2 separate regions of the Homo sapiens genome follow, and region 2 is linked to region 1. A link is a loop called in an ENCODE intact Hi-C map of the cell type or tissue named here. Cell type or tissue: A673. All regions are shown on one strand.

What was found. Peaks named below come from ENCODE experiments on the same cell type or tissue, not always from the same donor. Only the 100,000 strongest peaks of a DNase experiment are listed, where the experiment ranks them.
Region 2: a loop joins it to region 1, with 2.2 times the contacts of the local background. A loop is called at or near these places in 2 of 110 quality-filtered maps.

The regions. Positions count from the first base shown.
Region 1 is chr10:35,264,258-35,272,257 of GRCh38, forward strand. It overlaps a transcript of CCNY not described here. Among named protein-coding and RNA genes, the nearest start is that of LINC02634, 24 kb to the left of the region's middle. In A673, no CTCF peak of the experiment used is centred here; DNase peaks (open chromatin) are centred at 4,884, 6,044, 7,014 and 7,564; H3K27ac peaks cover 6,431 bases.
Region 2 is chr10:35,595,863-35,603,862 of GRCh38, forward strand. No RefSeq gene overlaps it. Among named protein-coding and RNA genes, the nearest start is that of GJD4, 5.5 kb to the right of the region's middle. RefSeq lists a silencer at 5,136-5,386. In A673, CTCF peaks have their summits at 2,700 (motif pointing left) and 4,543 (motif pointing right); a DNase peak (open chromatin) is centred at 4,529; H3K27ac peaks cover 482 bases.

The sequences.
Region 1 (8,000 bases):
TTAAGTTTTAGGGTACATGTGCACAATGTGCAGGTTTGTTACATATGTATACATGTGCCATGTTGGTGTGCTGCACCCATTAACTCGTCAGGTCAAATGGTATTTCTGCCTCTAGGTCTTTGAGAATCACCACACTGTCTTCCACAATGGTTGAACTAATATACATTCCCACCAACAGTGTAACAAAGTTCTTTTTTCTCTGCAACTTCACCAGCATCTGTTGTTTTTTGACATTTTAATAATAGCCACTCTGACTGGTATGAGATGGTATCTCATTGTAGTTTTGATTTGCATTTCTCTAATGATCAGTATTGTTGATTTTTTTTTCATATGTTTGTTGGCCACATGTATATCTTTTGAGCAGTGTCTGTTCAGGTCCTTTGCCCAGTTTTTTGTTTTGTTTTGTTTTGTTTTTGAGCCAGAGTCTCATTCTGTCACCCATGCTGGAGTGCAGTGGCGTGATCTCGGGTCACTGCAACCTCAGCCTCCCAGGTTCAAGTGATTCTCCTGTCTCAGCCTCCTAAGTAGCTGGGATAACAGGTGCCCACTACCACACCTGGCTAATTTCGCCAAGTTCGCCAGGCTGGTCTCAAACTCCTGACCTCAGGTGATCCACCCACCTTGGCTTCCCAAAGTGCTGGGATTACAGGCCTGAGCCACCGCGCCCGGCCTTTTGCCCAGTTTTTAGTGGTGGTGTTTTTGTTTTTGTTTTTTCTTGTAAATTTAAGTTCCTTGTAGACTCTGGATATTAGACCACTGTCAGATGGATAGGTTGGGAAAATTTTCTCCCATTCTGTAGGTTATCTCTTCACTCTGATGATAGTTCATTTTGCTCTGCACTCTTAATTTCTTAAAGGGGGAGGGATGATAGCAAGAGAATCCTTGTGTCTCTACTTTTAACAAATGATGATGAAATATTTGGGGACTGCCTACAATGAAAATCTTCACAATCAAACGACTAGGAATAGGCTGAGGGTATTAGTAGACTGGTGACCTATTGCGATGGACATAATGTGAAGAAATAATTCCGGCATCTTACGTACTAATCTCATTCTTTCCTTGTCAAAGGAAAACAAATTAGATAAATAAAGAAGAAAGCTGAAGATTAGTGTTCTTTTTAACTTGACAAATAATGATGTGTATGTTTATGGGTGGAGATTAGGGTTTCTACAGTTGTTTTAGTTGTGAATTTCTGGGCCTTTCCACTGTCATTTATTAAACTTCACTTTGCAACTTTGGTGCATAAATCAGTTACTTCTGTGGAGGCCTCTTGCCTGCAGTGAGCCCTGTGCGCTAGGTCTTGACCGTGCAGCCAGCGTTGAGAGCTGGGGGAGACAGCAGCGAGAGGCCCACGCCAAGCGCCTGAAGGTGCCGCTCCCGGCCGGCTTTGAATGAGGAGCTGAGGATGCACACAGGCGTCCTGTCACTGAAGCAGGGCACGGGTTGCCTTATATGTGAAGTTTCCTTAGTGGTTAAGGAGAAGGGGGCTTTTCAGGGAATGGCTCTCCAAAGCACATAGCTTCTGAGAGGAGCATAGAAGAAGGTCTAGTGGGTTGGCCAAGGTGGGGCAGATATGAAGCCCACCAGCGTGTCACTGGCATGCTTGCTGCCTCCCACGCTGTCAGAGTCACACCTGCAGGCCACCGGGAGAGGCTGTGGGTCACACAGCAGAAGCCAGCCCCACTCTTTACATTCTACAAGCACAATTATTTGAAAATTTAAAATTCTAAATGACATAAGCCATCCCTGGGTTGTTATGAAGAATAAAAGATGACAGAAAAGAATTTACATGTATCTCCAGGAAACTTCTCTTTTTTTATTTACTATTATTATTTTTTGAGATGGAGTCTTGCTCTGTCCCCCAGGCTGGAGTGCAGTGGTACAATCTCGGCTCACTACAACCTCCACCTCCCAGGTTCAAGCAATTCTCCTGTCTCAGCCTCCCGAGTAGCTGGGATTACAGGCATGCGCTACCATGCCCGGCTAATTTCCTTTTTTTTTTTTTTTTTTTTTTGTATTTTTAGTAGAGATGGGGTTTCACTATGTTGGTCAGGCTGGTCTCAAACTCCTGACCTCAGGTGATCTACCAGCTTTGGCCTCCCAAAGTGCTGGAATTACAGGCGTGAGCCACCACCCCTGGCCCCAGATAACTTCTGAAGTGAGAAATGTAGCATGATTTTTTGATCACTTGGTGGAGGAATTCCATGTAGCAGACTGATTTAAAACATTCTCTCTCTCACGCGTGGACACAGGCACACATTTCTCCTGTTCTATTACTTCCCCATATAGAGGATCCTCCTGTGCTGCAATGAAAATACTTCTCATTAACCATAAACGAACCGAACAGAATGTAACAAGAGCCCTAATGCAATGTCGGTCACAGAGATAGCCCTACAGTGGGTGATGCGGGGGGAATCGTTAGCATCAGGAAGGGTGTCATTAAGCGTTCTTATTTTTTACTTGTATAGATTTAGAAAGTGTTGACCTGATTTGAATGTAATTCATTCCACTTTCTAGGGCTCTCCTTGAAAGATGACCTACTGTCGCCGGGTGCGGTGGCTCACACCTGTAATCCCAGCACTTTGGAAGGCCGAGGCAGGTGGATCTCCTGAGATCAGGAGTTCGAGACCAGCCTGGCCAACACGGTGAAACCCTGTCTCTACTAAAAATACAAACATTAGCTGTGTGGTGGCAGGCACATGTAATCCCAGCTACTCAGGAGGCTGAGGCAGGAGAATCGCTTGTACCTGGGAGGCGGAGGGTGCAGTGAGCTGAGATCGTGCCATTGCACTCCAGCCTGGTGGATAAGAGTGAGACTTCTGTCTCAAAAAAAAAAAAAAAAATGACCTACTGTGGGTAATGAGGGCACATAGAACAGCTCTTTCCATAAGAGAGTCATTCCAGGACGGGTGCAGAGTGGTGCTCCTGTAATCCCTCCGCTTTGGGAGGCTGAGTTGGGGGGATCACTTGAGCCCAGGAGTTTGCGGTTGCAGTGAGCTATCATTGTGCCATCCTACTCCAGCCTGGGCAACAGAGAGAGATCCCATCACTTAGAAAAAAAAAAAAAAAGAGGATAATTCCAGCCTCATCCTCGGGCTTTTGTGGGAAGCTTCTTCCCTGGTGGGCCTCTTTCTTCTCCAATTCTCCTTCCTGTTGACATGCTCAAACACTCTGGGGCTGGCTCATTCTTTTGTTGCCAAATGAGGAACAGGCTAAAGAGCCCAGCGTGGAGCTGTCACCCCGTTCTGCTGGGATACACAGCTGACAGTCCAACATGTCCATGGTGGTGGGCATGGGGGTAGATTTGGTCTGAGTCTGGCAGGAAGCCAGAGGAGAGGTTCTGACAATGATATAGATGTAAAAGGAAGACGATGGGGCCCTGGTTGCTCCCTCTTGTGACAGAAAACACTGCTTCCAAGTATCGATTCCCAGGATGAAAAACCAAAGAAACTAATAAAAAGGACAGTGTGGGCACGAGTGCTGCCCTTTTGTTCCTTACATGTTCCTGCTTGAGTTGTGCAATGTCGGGTAAATAGCTGAGCGGTGGAATAAAGTCACTGATTTACTAAGTTGAAAAAACTGATGGGTTAACCCATAGCTGAAAAAGTAAGAATTATTTTTGAGATGGGGTGTTGTTGATGGCTGATGTGATACTTCAGTTCTTATCTTCTTTTTTCCTTTTTTTTTGAGACAGAGTCTCATGACCAGACTGGAGTGCAGTGATGCAATCTTGGCTGGCTCACTGCAGCCTGCGCCTCCCAGGCTCAAGGGATTCTCCTGCCTCAGCCTCCCAAGTAGCTGGGATTATAAGCATGCGCCACTACACCCGGCTAATTTTGTATTTTTAGGTTGGTCTCGAACTCCTGGCCTCAAGTGATCTGCCTGCCTTGGCCTCCCAAAATGCTGGGATTACAGGCGTGAGCCACTGTGCAGGGCCCCTTGGTTCTTATCTTCTTGGTGTAAAAGAATTTAAATGCCAGGTGCGGTGGCTCACACCTATAATCCCAACACTTTTGGAGGCTGAGGCAGGTGGGTCACTTGAGGTCAGGAGTTCGAGAACAGCCTGGCCAACATGGTGAAACTCTGTCTCTACCAACAACGACAAACAACATTCAATCTTAAGGCTTGAATACAATCTTTGCCTCGTGTCCCACATGGCTGTGGTTGGGTCCCTGAGGCTTCCCTGCCCCCGTGGTTTTGCTGAGCACAGTGTATACCACAGCTCTTACAGGTTTGTGTTGTGTTCCTGGGGCTCTCCCAAGCTGGTATTGTGTGCTGGTGGCCCCACAAGTCTAGGGTCTTGAGGTAGCCCTGTTCCCACAGCTCCACTAAGCATTCTAGCCAGGGCTCTCTGCAGTGACCCCTTCCCTGTGGCAGTCCTTTGCCTGGCCCCAAGGCTCTCTGAGGCATCCTTTGAAATCTAGGTGGAGATGGCCAGCCTGTACAGCCCTTGCATTCTGCTTGCCTACAGAGTTAGCACTACATGAGTGCCACCAAGGTTTATGGCCTGAACTTCACAGCAGTGGCCTGAGCCATACCTGGGCCTGCTGGAGGCACAGCCAGAGTGACCAAGCAGCACTGGGCCAGAATGCGGGGAGGCAGCAAGCCCAGCGGTCTCAAGGGCTCCTGGGGCCCCTCCTTTGCCATTCTGCCCTCAAGGGCCTAGCACTGTGGGCCTGTGAAGGGCCTGGTAGCCCTGGAGATCTCTGGAATGCCTCTAAGGTGATTCTCCCATTATCTTCATGAACAGCATCTGGCTTCCTTCTATGCGTACTTATCTCCTTATCAAACAGTCACTTGGCCACACCCTCAGTTTTCTATCCTTAAGAATACTTTTTAAAGATTTATGTGGCCAGGCTGAAAATTTTCCACATTTTTACATACTGCCTCCCTTTTGATGATAGATTTTCTCTTTAACTGATTCTTCCTTCTGGCATTTTACTATAAGCAGTTAAAAGCAGCCATGCGGCACACTGAACACTGCTTAGAGATTTTCTTTGCCAAATAATCTACTTCCTTCCTTCCTTCCTTCCTTCCTTCCTTCCTTCCTGCTTTCTTGCTTTCTTTTTTGTTTTTTGAGACAGAGTCTCACTCTGTTGCCCAGGCTGGAGTGCAGTGGCAAAATCTTGGCTCACTGCAACCTCCACCTCCTGGGTTCAAGCGATTCTCCTGCCTCACCCTTCCTAGTAGCCGGGGTTACTACACCTGGCTAAGTTTTGTATTTTTAGTAAAGGTGGGGTTTTGCCATGTTGGCCAGGCTGAGTCTCAAACTCCTGACCTCAAGTGATCCACCCTCCTCAACCTCCCAAAGTGCTAGGATTACAGGCATGAGCCGCTGTGCCCAGCCAAGTTCGCCACTCTTTTTTTTTTTTTGTTTTGTTTTTTTTTTGAGATGGAGTCTCACTCTGTCACCCAGGCTGGAGTGCAGTGGCATGATCTCAGCTCACTGCAACCTCCGCCTCCTGGGGTTCAAGCGATTCTCCTGCCTCAGCCTCTGAAGTAGCTGGGATTACAGGTGCCCACCACCATGCCCGGCTAATTTTTGTATTTTTAGTAGAGATGGGGTTTTACCATGTTGGCCAGGCTGGACTTGAACTCCTGACCTAGTGATCCACCTGCCTCAGACTCCCAAAGTGCTGGGGTTACGTGCCCGGCCAAGTTCATCACTCTTAAATTCTGCCTTCTACAAAGTACTAGAACATGAACATAATTCAGACAGGTTCTTTGCCACTTTTGAACATATGACCTTTCTTGTAGTTTCCAACAAGATATTCCTCATTTCCACCTAAGACCTCATCAGAATGACCTTTATTGTCCATATTTCAACCAACATTTTCTTCACAATCACTTCAGTAATCTCTGAGACTGAAGCTTTCTCTACAACTCTCCTCTGCTTCTGAGCCCTTACTCCAATTGCCCTTAATGACTCATTCAGGGTGAAAAAAGGAGTAAACTCCCTCCAACAAGCCCTTTGGTAGGGGCACCCGATCCCATTCATGAGGGTTTGCTCTCATGACCCAGTCCCCTCCAAAAGGGTGCTCCTCTTAATAGTGTTGCATAGGAGACTAAAATTCACTTTAGTCTAATGAATTTTGGAAGGGACAAAAACATTCAAATCTAGCACAAATAGAAAAATAGAAGAAAGGGGAGGAATTACCAATGTGTCCTCCATGACTCACATCCAGTGACATCAGACTTGTCACTTTCTTGTTTCAGGGTTGATAAACTAATTGTAGAGACATTTTCAGATTTTGTTCTCACTATGCAAAAATTAAAATTTTAAAATAACATATTTTTGGTTTTTGCCTGAATTGGTGCATGTGCTGGAAGTGTGAGTGCTCCAATTTGCCCAGAGTCCACAACAACACCTGCCAATCATGCTGTCGCTTTTTTGTTGCTCTAACTTCAGTGTGTAGCTGAATCTCTACCCCTTTTCGCAATTCTTAGACATGGTCAGTTCTTTTTTTTTTCTTTTTTTTTTTTTTTGAGACAGAGTCTTGCTCTGTCGCCTAGGCTGGAGTGCAGTGGTGTGATCTCGGCTCACTGCAAGCTCTGCCTCCCGGGTTCATGCCAGTCTCCTGCCTCAGCCTCCCAAGTAGCTGGGACTACAGGCGCCCGCCACCACACCCGGCTAATTTTTTGTATTTTTAGTAGAAACGGGGCTTCACCGTGTTAGCCGGGATGGTCTCGATCTCCTGACCTCGTGATCCGCCCGCCTCAGCCTCCCAAAGTGCTGAGATTACAGGTGTGAGCCACCAAGCTTGGCCTTGGTATATTTTTATTGAGTTAAAGTTTATAACAGTTTCTGGCCTGACATGTAAGGGATTAGAAGTCACGCTCTGTTATAACAAGTAAAAAGCTGAACAAACTGAAAAATCAACAGCTCCTTTTAGATCTCTCAGAGAAGTGAAGTCACAGGGAAAACCACTGTCCCCAGAATTGAAGAGACAAACAGGCAGTTATGGAAAACCACAACTTAATAGAGCAGAAACCCACAAACAAAAATCTCCCCAGGAATCAGCTCCAGGACAGGAAAACTTGAACTGCAGTGGATGGATTGCTGAAGGTTCAGCGTGGAGAAGCCTGAGAGTTAAAAACTTCAGGGGGAGCCATTCAGAAAAGAGTCCCACACACTCCTTTGAATTTACCTCCCAGAGCTCTACCAGGTCCTCACAATGAAGGCTGAAGAAAAATCCCCTGTGCTTCTGGCAGGGGGAAGGGAAAGTCTCCATTCTGAAATACCCGAGCATTCTGTTCTCAACAAGGCCAGCCCTCAGGAGAAACTATTTTACCAGAGCCTAACCTGCTAGGCTTTTCTGAAAGACAGGGTCACCCAGGCTAAAGTGCAGCCTGACTGCTGTCCTCTGAGAGGAGAAATCTGAGCTTCCCACTCTGCACCTCCACCATCTGTCTTTGCAGCTCATTCCCTCCTTCACCGATGCCAGAGTGGCCCCTCCAACCCCACTGGGGCTTGTAATCCATTTCCTTGGCGCTTTGCCCTCTGCCCCCCTTGGCAACCCCCTTGGGTTCCACAGTGCATTATTATAATTAACCTCTGGCTTACACCCTCAACTCACATGCTCCTTTCTTTCTGTTGTACTTGAGGTACAATGCTGGCCCCAGTGAAAATACCACTAATGGCTCACTCTTCACTTGCACTCAGGCAGCTGAAGCCAAATGGAGAAAAATGCAAACCCATGATGACCTAAAATGTATGACACTGTCACAAAGTGCCATAAATCTCTCTGTTTTTTTAGACAGAGTCTCGCTCCAGGCTGGAGTGCAGTGGAGCGATCTCGGCTTACTGCAACCTCCGCCTGCCAGGTTCAAGTGATTCTCTTACCTCAGCCTCCTGAGTAGCTGGGATTACAGGCATGCAACACCATGCCCAGCTAATTTTTGTATTTTTAGTAGAGAGGGGGTTTCTCCATGTTGGCCAGGCTAGTCTCAAACTCCTGACCTCAGGTGATCTGCCTGCCTCGGCCTCCCAAAGTGCTGGG
Region 2 (8,000 bases), 330 kb after region 1:
CCAGAAGACCTCAAGTATTTAATATTTGATGTTAGACAAGAGGCATAGGTGTGTTGAGGCAGGAGGCCCTACCCAGGGTCCGTAAGCTGCCTGCCTGTTATCCAGAAGGGAAGGAAAACAATCATTTACTTTTTTTTTTTTTTTTTGAGAAAGAGTCTCACTCTGTCACCCAGGCTGGAGCGCAGTGGCATGATCTTGGCTCACTGCAACCTCCGCCTCCCAGGTTCAGACGATTTTCCTGCCTCAGCCTCCCAAGTAGCTGGGATTACAGGTGGGCACCACCGTGCCCAGCTAATTTTCATATTTTTCATAGAGATGGGGTTTCACCATGTTGGCCAGGCTGGTCTCGAACTCCTGACCTCAGGTGATCTGCCTGCCTCGGCCTCCCAAAGTGCTGGGATTACAGGTGTGAGCCATCGGGCCTGGCCTCCTCCATCTACTTTTACTACTTAGAAAAAAAGAATGTAAGAAGAAAGCTTTCTTAATAAGTCCTCATGTGCTGTCACATAGTGGGGTGACATAGTTAACAATAATGTGTTCTATATTTCAAAATAGCTAGAGGAGAGGATTTTGAATGTTCCCATCACAAAGAAATGGTAAGTATTTGAGATGCTGGATATGCTAATTATCCCAATTTGATCATTACACAGTCTATACGTGTATTGGAACATCACACTGTACTCATAACTATGTACAATTATCATGTGTCAATTTAAAAAGACTAACTTCTTCAATGGTATATACAACAAAGAGAATAAAACACGATAACTTAAAATTTTGAAAAAGCAAAGCCTGCACTGCTTCCAAGCAGAGAGGACCTCCCTGCAAACATACAGTGCTGCCATTTGTGAAATGCTGGTTGCAAAGCACAGAAGAACTCCGGCTGGCAGTGCATTGCCTGTGGGTGTTAGCGCTCGTGGGACAAGCACCCTCCATTCAGGGGTGCTGCCACTGATTGCTGGGGAGCTGTGCTCTTGGAAGGCCTCAGCGGGTCATGGAATCTGTTCCATCAGAGAAATAGTGCAACACACTTTTGCAGATAATTAAGATTTGGACAAATGTCTGGCCATCGGGAGCCCTAGGCTTTGGAAAGGGCTGTGGACACAGAGAGGTCAGGACCGAATGGTTGACAGTGAACATCCCATGCCAGGGAACGTTGAATCAGGAAGGGTTCGAGACATGAGAAATAGCCTCTGGTGTGTTGTGACTGCTTCATTCACTGAGCAAAGAGAAAGAACCACTCCAGTTGGTTGGCCATGCCAAAAAAGGCCAGCCCTGTACACACACAAAAAATGGACCATGTGAAAGAAGTATGAACGACAAGAAGAAGGCCAGGCGTGGTGGCTCACACCTGTAATCCCAGCACTTTGGGAGGCCGAGGCGGGCAGATCATGAGGTCAAGAGATTGAGACCATCCTGGCCAACATGGTGAAACCTCATCTCTACTAAAAATAAAAAAATTAGCTGGGCGTGGTGGCGTGTGCCTGTAGTCCCAGCTACTCGGGAGGCTGAGGCAGGAGAATTGCTTGAACCTGGGACGCGGAGGTTGCAGTGAGCCGAGATCATGCCACTGCACTCCAGCCTGGTGACAGAGTGAGACTCCGTCTCAGAAAAAAAAAAAAAAAAAGAAACATACGAAGCAAACCGAATTCTTCCTACTATTTATCGGATGTTTCTGCTGTGCTGGGCAGTTTACACTTGTTAGTTCGTTTCATTCTCTTACAACCCTGAGAAGTAGGAGCTTTGATTATCCCTGTTTCACAACTGAGTGAAAAAGATTCAGGATCCGTGGGGGACTGAGACTGGCCGGACCTCTTCCCAGCGTATTCTCTCTACTGTTGATGAAGTGGAGCTGACTTCCAGCTGAGGGGCAGTGAGTGCAAAGGCACATCTTGGCCAGGGAGGACTAGAGCCTCACATGGTCTTGGGCTGGGGGTGGCAGGGCAGAGAGGCTGGGCAGGGCAGGCATTGCTCTGACAATGCATGTGCTTCTTGTCATAATGAGCACCGCAAGAGGAGGACACCCAACCCAGTCTTGGGCAAAGGAGATAGAAATCCCTGGGAGCCAGTCACAGAGAGGAAACGGCTGTGGCAAGTCTCAGAGGCAGCAGAGATCAGAGGCCGTGCAAGGTCAGTGCCATTGCAGGGTCGGGGGGAGTAAAGGGTGAGGCCCGAGAGGCAAGCGGAGTCCAGGGCTCGCAGGGCCAGGCAAGCTCTGTTTGGCACCATCAGTGAGGAGCCACTGAAGAGCTTTAAGCAGTGAAATTTTAAAACATACCTCACGGACACTGAGTACTAGTTTTCTGCTTGGGTGAGATGGATCTTGGTGCCACTCACCTAGAGAGAGAACCTGTGGCCGGGCGAGGTGGCTCACACCTGGAATCTCAGTGCTTTGGGAGACTGAAGCAGGAGGATCATTTGAGGCCACGAGTTCAAGACCAGCCTGGGCAACGTCATGATTAATGGCAAAAACCATAATTACTTCTGTGTCAACCTAATATTTGCTGAAGGTCAAACACTGGTCAGCAATTGGAACCAGAACTGAACCCACGTCCTCTACCCTTGAACTTTGTGCTGTTTTCTCCTAATTACTTCTTTGACTACCAGTGACTGCTTGATGAGTACTTTTTTCATTGATTTGACTCTAAAAATGAATATTCCCATCCGTGAAAGGAACAGTGTGTTTGTGGCCAGTGCAGAGACCCCTGCTGGACACCTGTGTGTTGGAGAGAAAACGACGCCTGGGAATGCTTCCACCAGGTCCCTGCTGGGTAGTGTCACTTTAGCCTGCGAGGGACAGGTGACACGAGTTACAGACAGGCTGCAGGAGGTAACTTGGTCCATGTGCATACACTATACAGAATTTTAGGGCATTTTAGTAATTTTCAAAATGTGCCATGCAGCCACTGGTCCAAGTGAATTAGAAAAGAGAGCAGGAATTCATCAGGGAGGGCTCGTGGTCATAACGTCCACGTGGCTGCCCCTTCACCGGCTTCTGTCTTTACTCAAATGTATTCTTCTTAGGACACTGGCTACCCCATTAAACCTTGGCATCCACTACCCTCCTTAGAACTTATTACTAACAGTCAATTTTGCTGAAGACATTTATCTTGTTCTTTGTCAATTCTTCCCACTAGGATGTAAGTTCAGTGAGGGCAGGAATTTTTATACTTCATTCTCTGCCATTTCCCTAGTGCCAAGAACAGTGCTGAAGACACAGCAGGTGCTCAGGGAACATTTATGGTACTAACTGTGTTCATGATACTATTGGTAATGTTTTGAAAGGCATCAGTAAGTCAAAGGGCATTGTTAGAAACAATGACAAAGAAGAGGATGATTCCTTCCTGCCTGGATGGTGAGAACATGTGTTGGATTTGATTGCAGCTGATATCACATGAAGGGTGTCCTGACATATTGCTCAGGACCTGTGAGCAATGGTGGAGTCCTTTGCTTTCTTCACAAAAGAAAACTCAATTCCCCTGATTTTTCTGCTCAATTTCTTTTCCTTTTCTTTTCTTTTCTTTTTTTTTTTTTTGAGACGGGGTCTTGCTCTGTGGCCCAGGCTGGACTGCAGTGGCCTGGTGTGATCTCAGCTCACTGCAACCTCCGCCTCCCAGGCTCAAGTGATCCTCCTACCTCAGCCTCCCAAGTAGCTGGGACTACAGGCACACACCACCACGCCTGGCTAATTTTACTATTTTTAGTAGAGATGAAATTTCTCCATGTTGGCCAGGCTGGTCTAGAACTCCTGGGCTCAAGAAATCCACCTGCCTTGGCTTCCAAAAGTGCTGGGATTGAAGGAGTGAGTCACTGCACCCGGCCTCTGCTGTTTCTGAAGGGTGCCTTAGAAAAAATTCCATAGAAAAGTTAAAATAATACAATTTCAAACACTTGAAGGGCTAACATTGGGCTATCCAGATAATTGTATTTCTTAACAGTCAGGACAGTTGAATTTTTTGTGTGTGTTTTTGATGTGTTACAGATCAAAAGTCAGGGATAGCAAATATCATTTAAGCTCTGTACTGAGGCTGGATGGTCTTGGCCACATCTTAATTTCACCTGAAAGTTGGGAAGGTGACTAAGTATATTTTAAGGTGACTTCCATTTCCAAAGATGCCTGGGTCCGCGAGTCTGTGGAAAGTGGAATTTTGGGGGTCTATGCATTCCACACTGGGGCCCGTCTTTGCTGCCTTGGGGAATGTGATTTAAGCGCATTGATGCACATCTCACAAGTGAGATATCTATTAACCTGCAGCCTCATCTGACCTGCTTGCATCTAATAGGCAGCTGTTTAGTTCAGCACTTTCCTCTGGGGTCTTCTTTGGCCAGCATGCCCTCCTGTGGCTTGGGGAGGAGGCATCATTTTGGTATGATTGAGAGAATGAATCTGTGTCCATTCAGTGTATCTTGGAAGATCTTAGGACTGTCGGAGGTGGGAACAGTGCTTGGAAGTTCTTTTCCTCCCTTGGGAGAGAAGCTATGCCTCTCTGCATAGAAGAACCAGCCCAACTGCCTCAAAAACAAACTCCAGGGGGCACTGTGAATGCTGTCTTGGTAGAGAAGACATTGGGGAGCTGTGCAGTTGAGTTGAACTGGAATTGAAAATGCAGTCCAAGAACGACTGTTTGGGGACTTTAAGAGCAGGAAAAGGCTCAGCTGAAGAAAACAGAAAATTTCTTCCTTGTATCAGTGGTTAATTTTTAGCTCTAAGTCTTGTGAGGGGGAGTCTGTGAGTGTGGCTGGGGTGGGATGGCACTGACCTGGTTCACCCTACAGTACCTGTGCCAGTGGGAAACTAGATTGACAGGAAAGTAGTATAATCTATTTTGGGGGTAGATTTGCATATGCAGATGAGATGCAACTGTAGGCATGATTAAACTGTTGTGTTGGTGCAGCTGCTAAATATTTGCTTTCTGTCTACAGTCCTGGAAAAGTCATTTACATCTTGATAACAATGAAAACATATATTTCTCAAATCAGATACATGATTCCTTAAACACACACACACACACACACACACACACACACACACCCCCCAAAACAAAACAGTTACTATCATTTCCTAGCCCTCCAGAAAGTGAACTCTATTTCCCTGGGAGCCCTTTTCCCACCAGCCCTGGAGCACCCATCATCGAGAAAAAGTCACTCCAAGCCTCCTGCATCTTTGCTGGTACATCATTCTTGGCAGGTAATAAAAAAGAAAAGCCAGTGATTGGGTATGCATTATTGGTGGGGCACCGTTCTCTAGGCTTTAGGCATTTTCCCATGTATTCCTTGCCATCATTCTAGGGGGTAGGGAACCGTGGTTCTACAGTGAAGACACTGAGTTAAGTGACTCCCCCACAATCACACAGTCAAGAAGCTGGAGTTTTAATCTAGGAGGTCACACTGCAGAGCCTCTGTCCTTAACCTTGATATCAAGCTGCCTCTCATAATAATTCTCACAGAGACCATCTCTTTTTCAACATTCCTTTTTAGATGCAGAACGCTTTATCCAAGGGGAGTCTTGGCCAAAGCATAAAAGACAACACAGACAGTAGTGGAGGTGTTCTAAGTGAAGCAGGAGTAAGAGGGTGGGGTCTGGAGCCTGGATCCTCCTCCAATTTTTGTGACTCTGAGTCCCTGGGGTTCCCAGGGACCCGTTTCTCTTCTGAATTGGCCCTTCCTGGGACTCAGCTGCTCTTCTCGCTAGTTGATCCTTCTATTAGGTGCAGTCGGTCCTCATATTCACAGATTTCTTATTTGCAAGTTCATCTACTTGCTAAAATTTATTCATAATCCCCAAACCAATACTCATAAGACTTTCTCCGCCATTCATGGACACATGCAGAGTGGTGGGAAATGTGCGTCGCCTGACACATGTGCTCTCAGCTGGGGTGGAAGCAGGGGCTGCCCTGCCTTTTTGTTTCTGCTCTCACAATGTCAATGGGTACTTTCTCCCAAGGTCTGGTTAGTGCCATGTCTTTTGCATTTTTGTGCATTTGGTTGGTGATTTTGCCATTTAAAGTGGCCCCCAATGGGTTTAGTGGCAAACACCTGTGGTCTCAGCACTTTGGGAGGCTGAGGCAGGAGGATTGCCTGAGGCCAGGAGTTCGAGACCAGACTGGGCAATGTAGCAACACCCCCATCTTTACAAAAAACTAAAAAATTAGCCAGGCTTGGTGATGCAACCCTGCAGTCCCAGCTACTCAGGAGGCTGAGGCTGGAGGATGGCTTGAGCCCAGAAGTTCCAGGCTGCAGTGAGCTAAGCTATGATCATGTCACTGCACTCCAGCTTGGGTGACAGAGCGAGCCCCTGTCTCTAAAAAAAAATTTTTTTTAATAATAAAATAAAATGGTCCCAAGCACAGCGCTGCACGAGTGCTGGCTGGTTCTTCTGAGTGCAGGAGGGCTGTGCCAGGGCTTGCAGAGAAAGTACATTCAGAATGTGTTAGATGGGTTTCATTCAGATGTGAGTGATAGTGCTGTGGGCCATGATTTAATGTGAATGGGTTAATATATGTTTAATATATATTAAATAAGATTTATTTGAACAGACACACACATAAAATAAGGCAATGTGTTAATTGATTGGTGAAAGTGTTGTCACCTAACTGTGTATTTCCCCAAGGAGCCCCTAGTATTCACTATTGCAGTGCTGGTGGTAACTTTATAAAACATAGCTACTATGAATAATGAGAATTGACTGAACTCATCATATTTTGAGAGCTTCTTACCGGGCAGATAATGTGCTAGAACCTTATTTAAATGAACACTAATTCTCAACCCTGTACGTTTAGTATCATTACCCCAGTTTATAGATGGTAAAACTGAGGCCTAGATAATTTGCCAAAGTCACTACACTAGAGAGAGGTGAGGCCAAGGCTGAGTGCCATGTAGTGCTATTGTTCTCTTTCCTTTTTGCTAACACTTTCTTCTTTTTTCTAGATACAGGGTCTTGCTTTGAGGCCCAAGGTAGAGTGCAGTGGCATGATCATGGCTCACTGCAGCCTTGACCTCCTGGGCTCAAGTGATCCTCCCACCTCAGCCTCCTGAGTAGCTGGGATCACAAGCATGCCAACACTTGGTTAATTTAAAAACATTTTTGTAGAGATGAGGCTCTCTATGTTGCCCAGGGTGATCACTTGAACTTCCGGCCTCAAGTGATCCTCCATCCTCGGCCTCTCAAAGTGCTGGGATTACAGATGTGAGCCACAGGGCCCATGCTGACCACTTGCGTTTAGTGAACTATCCCAGTTTGGCATCTTGTACACTTCAGCCCGACTCCCAGCTGGTTTCTTTGGCCATGGGTTGAACACAGCACTCCCCACATCTTCTCTCTAATCCACAGACACATACAGAAACCTTCCCATCGGTGCTGGGATGCTCTTACAGAGAGTCGGGAGTTGATGCCCAGATGCCTCCACCTTCTCTGCTTCCCTTACCTCCAGCTAGCTTCAGGTAGCCACTGGAGTTAGGATTTCTTTTCTTTTTTGAGATGTAGTCTCGCTCTGTCACCCAGGCTAGAGTACAGTGGTGTGTGATCTGGGCTCACTGCAACCTCCGCCTCCTGAGTTCAAGTGATTCTCCTGACTCAGCCTCCCAAGTAGCTGGGACTACAGGTGCCCACCACCATGCCCGGCTAATTATTGTATTTTTAGTAGAGATGGGGTTTCGCCATGTTGGCCAGGCTAGTCTTGAACTCCTGACCTCAGGTGATCCACCCACCTCAGCCTCCCAAAGTGCTGGGATTTACAGGCGTGAGCCACCGCGCCTGACCAGAGTTAGATTTCCAAGTAAAGCAAAATGTCACCTAGCAGGAGAGAGGAAAAAAAGAGAAAGAGAAAAAAGACAAGGAATGGGGATGGGGTAGACTTCAAGGAGGAAGAGCAAAGGTGACCAGGATGAGAAGGGAGATGGGTGGGCATGGGCTGCTCAGAAGATGCCCTGAAGGGTGGGACCAGAGGAGCCAACCCTGAGAAGCGCCTGTCACTGACACTGGGTCATTCTTTACATTTCAA